Regions from separate parts of the Homo sapiens genome. Here region 2 is linked to region 1. A link is a contact called in ENCODE Hi-C or POLR2A ChIA-PET data. All regions are on one chromosome and are shown on one strand. Each heading gives the region's core, a stretch centred on a gene start or an enhancer-like site at or near the end of the contact. The rest is flanking DNA. Distances are from core to core; before and after follow the strand shown.

Evidence for each region. A loop is a pair of places that touch in the nucleus more often than their neighbours do. ChIA-PET counts read pairs that join two places held with the same protein, here RNA polymerase II (POLR2A). Pooled maps may share reads with other maps.
Region 2: a map of K562 shows a loop between it and region 1 (5-fold over the local background). The contact joins the enhancer-like site here to the promoter of CPOX in region 1. A Hi-C loop is called at or near these places in 3 of 168 maps with a recorded cell type or tissue (K562, PC-3 and chondrocyte), 3 of 37 single-sample maps with no recorded cell type and 5 of 50 pooled maps. POLR2A ChIA-PET finds 5 or more read pairs at or near these places in 1 of 52 experiments (Panc1).

What each region holds. Positions count from the first base shown.
Region 1 is chr3:98,592,005-98,595,610 of GRCh38, forward strand. CPOX (coproporphyrinogen oxidase) reads right to left here and starts at 1,607. Exons shown (of 7, transcript NM_000097.7): 1 at 945-1,607. The coding sequence starts at 1,500. RefSeq lists a silencer at 1,146-1,595 and an enhancer at 2,096-2,145.
Region 2 is chr3:98,975,792-98,979,397 of GRCh38, forward strand. The region is part of intron 1 of LINC00973 (long intergenic non-protein coding RNA 973); the gene reads left to right. Among named protein-coding and RNA genes, the nearest start is that of LINC00973, 63 kb to the left of the region's middle. Within about 2 kb of position 1,925, at least 5 of the 41 ENCODE cell types and tissues checked have a DNase peak (open chromatin) inside an H3K27ac peak, as active enhancers do; they include PC-3, where a contact is called at or near this core.

The DNA of each region.
Region 1 (3,606 bases), core at 357-2,856:
ATATATGTAGTATGAGGATTAAAAGAGATGAAATACATATATATTTCATAGATGGGAAAACAGCCATAAAAAAGTAACTTCTGAGGATCACACAGCTGGTCTAGTACTTGAGGTTGTGTCCTGGTTCAGTGGTCTTTGCTTGAAAACATAAGATGGAAAACTAGACTGAACTTCATTTAATATAGATGTGTCAGTATCACAGCTCAAAATCTGCCGGTGAGAAGCTGCTGTTGTATTTCCAGCTAGGAAAAGTCAGGAATCTTTCAAGTTTCCACTCAAGATGTGGGGTTTCACTGTATGGGCAACAACATGGTCATGAATGTACGCCTCTACGAGAACTGGGTTTTGATGCTCAAGTATTTTGATATTGGAAGAGAAGATTTTCCTAGCAGGAAATCTGATGCGTGCATTTGGTAGTGCTACTGAGAAACGAATCAAATATATCTTGTGTAACAGTAAAAAGAAGTGGGAAGATTCTGACACAATGACATCCTGGCTGGAGGAGTTTAGCCGACACTTAGCGCACAGGAGATGAGTTCTTTCCATCTCCTAAAGAGGAAAAAGGGCAAATTCACCCAGAGAAGGAGAGAAAATGTGTTCCATAATCTATTGAAATTTATGTTCAGTAACGAACTTTGGACATCTAAGCTTGTTAGCTGCAAATACCCCTTAAGAGTTCTACAAAAAAATGCTGCTACGGAATTGCAAAGATTTTGAAATGCAGTACTACAGTGACAGCTGATCCGGGTCCATACCTGCAAGCAGAGGGCTAGTGACCCTTTCGTGTCCATCTTTTTATCAGCGGCCTCTAACCAAGCGGCCTCTCTGTGGGTACCCCCTACCTACCCCATCCCATATTGTGAACTATTATATTTTCTGTCTGCAACCTGGAACCTGACCCTTTTTCCCTGTCTCCAACTCCCGCCAGGGGCCGGCCTCCTTACCTTCCTTCCTCTCCCACCGGTCCACAGAAAAGTTGGCGCCCCCGTCTACCTGTGCCAGAGCCTGGCACACCTGGGCCTGGGTCTCCAGAATCAGCAGCTCCATCTTGGTCTTCATGTCGCCCGGCCTCCTTCGCAGCTCGCCCAGGTCGGTCACAGGCGGGGCCATGAAGCTGCTGCAGCGGTGGGCCAGCTCATCCTCCTCCTCCTCCGGCCTCCCCAGCGAAGTGGCCCGCGTCCCCGAGGTCTTAGGCAACATCTCCGCCCGCTGCACATGCCCGAAGGCGGCGGTGGCCAGCCCCACCAACCCCGCCAGCGCCGCGGCCAGCCCTGTCCCCACCCAGGGGCCGCCTCTCGACGTCGAGCCGTGCCCCAGCCCGCGGCTCTGCTCCGTGCCAGCCGGGCCAGGGGGCCGGCAGACGCGTCCGGCTGCGCTGCGCTGGGACCAGGCTCGGAGCCCTCCGCCGCCGCACTGGGACCAGGCGCGGGGCCCTCCGCAGCCGCCCCGCGCCACGAGCCAGCAGGGGCCCGAGCTCAGCCTGCCCAGCTGCAAGGCCATGTTCCCGCACTATCACCTGGAGCAGTGCCTGCGTCCCAGAGCCCTGCGTTTGAGCCCCCCACCCAGACCCCCGGAGTATTGAGCCGGCGAGCTGCACAGGCGGAAAGAACCTTTCGAGAAGAGCCGCTGCAGCGTCGGGCTCCGGAGGCGGGGGCGGGAACTGGGGCGCGCTGGGAGCTGTAGTCCGGATCCTATCGCCGCCTGCGGCGTCCCTGCGCGGGGCGGGAGATAAGAATCCGACGCGCCCAGAAGGGCTGGTCCGAAGGGAAGAGAGTGGGGCGGGGACGGTGCTGTGGAAGGGACGGGAGAGATAAAAGAGGCTTTCTTGTCACGTACAACCTCGGGTCGGCTGTTTACTCAGCCAAGGAGAGAAGATAGAGTAGGGCTGGGAGGCTGAGGGCGGACTGGGGCGGAAATGTGGCAGAGATCCCAGTCCCGCTTACATTTTCAAACAGGATTTGCGAATACAGAGCCTGGCTCAGGATCTGTATAGACCCGCCCTTCGCCCTGGGTCCTGGTCCTCTAGAGTTTTTAGAGGGGATGGGCAGGCTGGGAAACTCTTTGCTGAAGGATGGTTTTCTAAAGAGAGTGGGAGAAGCTAGTAATGGACTCGGAAGAGAGTCGAGGAGAAGACTTTCTGTGATCGAGTCCACATCACAGTTCTGTCCTTAAGATTTCCCCAGGCTGGGGCCGGGCGCGGTGGCTCAAGCCTGTAATGCTAGCATTTTGGAAAGCCGAGGCGGTTGGATCACATGAGGTCAGGAGTTCGAGACCAGCCAACATGGTGAAACCCTGTCTCTACTAAAACTACAAAAAAATAGCCGGGCGTGGCGGCGTGCACCTGTAGGCTCAGCTACTCGGGAGGCTGAGGCAGGAGAATCGCTTGAACCCGGGAGGCAGAGGTTGTAGTGAGCCGAGATCGCACCACTGCACTCCAGCCTGGGTGACAGAGTGAGACTCTGTCTCAGAAAAAAAAAAAAAAAAAAAAGGTTTCCCCAGGCCTTGCTTCTATAGTGCCTACTTGATTATTTTAGAAAAAGGAAAAGCAACGTGACTGTTTTGGTTAACCAGTAGAAAATTCCTGACTTGGTGTGTTTTGGTGATTAACAAATAAGAATTTAAAAAATAGTTATTCTACTACTGTAGGGTGCTCCCAAATATTGCTCACGTTTAATACTTACAACAACTGCTACAAACTAGGCAAGGCAAATATCCACACTTCCTCCTACTCTGTCTCCCTTCCCCCACCCTTTAAAGAAATGAGGAAAGAAGCTAATAGATTTGACAGGCAGGTCTTTGTCTCCCCTGTAACCATACCACAGCTCCATGGTTCCTGGACGTAAAAGTGTGAGAACTATTGTCATGGGCTAATTTGTCCCATAAGTCTCCGGGATGATTTTAATTTCTAGTAGTAGATAATAATTTAAGCCACTGGTAGCTTTTCCCACAAGTGTTTTCTTTGTGGCAGGATGCACTGATGGAACTTCAATGGCTTTTGAGTCAGATCAATTGGCATCTTGTCCACACACAACTGTACCTGGCAGCTCTCACTGGGACATGATGTTAGCAAGGTGGGTGTGCTTGCCGAAGCCTCACCACTGAGAATCTGTGAAAAGTAAAGGCTTGGATTGAGAAGTGACTAAGCGACTTTTAGGGAAGAAAAACAATTAGCTTTTGGTCATAGTGCAACCTGCCAGGAGGCCAAGTTAGAAGTGGAGGAAGGGAAATAAGAATTGTCATTGTAGGAAGGGTTGATGGCCTCTACTGGATGCCTGTGATGGGGTTGGGCTGGGCCTGGTGATGATAAATGAACCTCATCAAATGAAAAGGAACCTCCCTGGTACGTTTATTTGTAAGAAACCCCCTCATTATTGCTCTAATTCTGCTAAAAATACCCATAAAGTTAGTAAAGCCCATAAAGTTAGTTAAAGCTAAGTAAGAACAGACTGTTTTGAACATTTGCCCGGTCACAAAGGCTGATCCTGAGCAAATTGCATACTAGATTCCAGGTTTCCATCCCTCTCATCCTTAGCCTCTCTATACGAAGGGCCTCACTCCTTTCTTCCTCTGGTTCCTAGCACCCTCCCTACTGGCAAACTGTTATTC
Region 2 (3,606 bases), core at 675-3,174, 380 kb after region 1:
TAGCAAACTAATGCAGGAGCAGAAAACCAAACACCATTTAATCTCACTTATAAGTGGTAACTGAACAATGAGAACACATGGACACAGGGAAGGGAATAGCACACACTGGGGCCTGTTGGGAGGGTGGAATCAGGGGAAGGGGTGCATTAGGAAAAATAGCTAATGCATCTTGGGCTTAATACCTAAGTGATGGGTTGATAGGTGCAGCAAACCACCATGGCACACGTTTACCTATGTAGCAAACTTGCACATCCTGCACGTGTACTCCAGAACTTAAAAAAAAAAATTCTGCTGCTCTGAATGACTAATACGAAGTATTTAACAATATATAATAATACAATACTGTTGGAAAATCTGTGCAGAGGCAAAGCATTATAGATTGTGGTTGTTTAGTTCCTGTGCATTGTGGGTCACAAGCAGCCAAACTAAGTGCTTTGGAATATTTCCCTAAACTCAGTCCAGCGTTGGACACTTTGCACTCACAGACAAAAAACAAAATGGGCTTTTTCCCCTCCCCACCTCTGAGAAAAAGATCTGATCTACTCCAGAAGGAAGGCTTATGGTAATTATAAGTAGTCAATTGAGTACTGAATTATACCCGTTGTTTTAGTCAGCCTGGGCTGCCATAACAAAATACCATAGACTATTGGCTTAAACAAGAACAATTTCTCACAGTTCTGGAGGCTGGATGTCCGAGATCAGGGTGCCCAAGTAGTTGGCTTCTGGTGAGGACCACTTCCTAGCATGCAGATAGTTGCTTTCTTTCTGTGTCCTCACATGGCAGAGATAGAGTGAGCTCTTGTCCCTCTCTCTTCTTATAAGGAAAATAATCTCATCATGTGGGCCTCACCTTCAAGACCTCATCTAAACCTAATTACCTTCCAAAGGCCTCACCTCCAAATATTATCACATTGAGGGGTAGGGGTTCAACATGAGTTTTGGTGGGGGACACAGATATTCAGTTCATAGGACTCACTTTTCTCCTCTTATGATTTTCTTAGAGCAGGAGTGAATATTTATTTAAAAGCTTTAGAGCAGGAATGAAAGGAAGTAAAATACACTTGGAAGAGGACTAAGTGGGTGACTTGAGAGAGTCAAGTGTGTGGTTTGACTTGGGGTTTTATACGTTGGCATTTTTTTTTTTTTTTTTTTTTGAGACGGAGTCTCGCTCTGTCACCCAGGCTGGAGTGCAGTGGCGCGGTCTCGGCTCACTTCAAGCTCCGCCTCCCGGGTTCACCCCATTCTCCTGCCTCAGCCTCCCGACTAGCTGGGACTACAGGCGCCTGCCACCACGCCTGGCTAATTTTTTTTATTTTTTAGTAGAGACGGGGTTTCACAGTGTTAGCCAGGATGGTCTCGATCTCCTGACTCGTGATTCACCCGCCTCGGCCTCCCAAAGTGCTGCGATTACAGGCGTGAGCCACCGCGCCCGGCCAGGGGGTCTTACATCCCTTCTCCCTGATTCTTCTTGTGACTTTCTATGGAAATCAGCTATGGAGATCGATTTGAATATAATTATATTCTACCATAATTGCATATGAACTTAAAAGTTTACTTCCTCTGAACTTTAAATCAAAGTCATTATTAAAATTTCTCAGTTCTAACATTTAATGACCTAACTAGATCTTGGAGTTGGACTGAAGAAAATTGACCTAATATCTTTTTTGTCCTTGAATATTAAATTTAGTATCTTATATTTTCTCATGTAGTGAAGAAATATTAAAAGAAAATACTTTCACTTAAGTGTTTCATCTCATTGCTAACAAGAAATATTATGAAATGAACATCACTCTTTCCTCTGAGGAATTCTCTAGCCATTACTGGAGGCAGGATGTGGTGTTAGATGGACAAACATGACCTCATGATCCCTCTGCTAATGTGAATCTTTGTGAAAAATTAAGCGTATTTTTTAAACAATCGGTTTAAGGTTTAAGTGCATTGAGGTAGATAAAATGGGATCACCACCCTGCCTCAACTTGGCACCAAGTTGTCTTTGAAACCATGAGTCATCCTTCCTCTTACAAAGTGAAAATGCTCTTCAACAACTCATTGCTTAGTGGCTCAGAAATAATTTTGAAAAACTGATGACAATGCCATCAATTATTTTGTGAAGACAACAAACTCCTCTGATTTTTCCAAATTTGAGGGGTCTTTTCTAAGTCTTTGTGGGTTTTTTTAGACCATGATCTGGCATAGGTTTTTTTTTTTTTGGTTGGGGTGTTGTCTTGGTTGTGAGGTTTTAATTGTCATGTACAAGACTCTTGGGTCTCCAGATGCCTTAAAATGGAATCATTAGTGAATTAAAATAATGTAGCTCTCCAGAGTATGATTTGCTTCAGCTTGTTAGGTTGTTCAACTCTTTGAGAAATAAGATGAAGCAGGAGCTTAAGATGAAAACTTTCAATCTGCAGTAATGTGTTTACAGACCTATTGTTTCAATAGAAAGAAAACAGAGGTCAGAGAGAGTTGCTTAACTTAAACAAAAACTAAATACACACACACATAGACACACAAACACACACAAATATACACATCCTATTTTGTTAAGGACAATGAGGAGTTTCAAAATGACTTAATTATTCTCTGTGGGTCAATAAGTTTATTTATTTTACCTATCTCATCTCTCTTTTTTTTGGCAATTGACAGATTACTTCATGGAACCGTGATATAATTTGGATAGTAACAGATTTTATAGATTAATGAAGTAAGTCTGCGGTAAGATGTGAATTACTTTTTATAAAAACAAGTGATCCATGTACCACCAGAAAAATAGACTAGCAGAAGTCATCTAGTAGTATGTATTATACTCGCCAATGTGATAGCCTAAACAAACACAACCTACCCAGAGTGAAGCAGTATTACAGCAAGTCAGTATGTCAGGGCTGTGGTGAAGCTGGGGAGAAATGATATGTGGAGATTCAAAAAGCAAGGTAAATTCTACCATTGTCAAAAATTTATCAGTAGGAGCTCAGGGAAAGGAATCATATCCTGTGAAGTACATTTCCAGGTGTAAGACATGGTCCTACATCCCAGACGGGCTAGACTACTAAGAAGGTAACCAAAGCAAGAACTTAAACAGAGAGTAGAACAGGGATTGAGTTACCAAACAGGTGTCAACTGGGTTTTACCAACAGGGCAGAAGCTCCATTCCACCAGTCAGTCAGTCAGTCAGTCAGTCAGTCAATCAGCAAACATTTTTGTCTATGTGTAAGCCACCAATATATTAGATTCTAGGGCATAAAATAAAATAAGATATAGTTGCTGTCCTTTAATTGCTCACAGTTAGAGACTGGGATACAAGTTCAAGACCTGTCTAGGAGCGAGAGTCACAGGATGATGAATGCTAGAATAGAGAATCAACGTGATTTACATCTTTTCTGCCAAATGTCAGAATTGGTCTTAGAGATGGGGTATAAGAGGTGGAGTCTGCAAATGGGGATCCAGTAATTCTATTTATGGGTAAAGGAAGGTTGTAGAGGTCAGGAAGAGTAAGGGCCTGCCTCTTCTGGAACAGCATATGCAAGAACATAGAGATGGCATTTTCAAGTCTTGGCAGATATTTCCTTGCTCTGAATCCTATCATAGCTTGAAGAGAGCAGGGGAAGG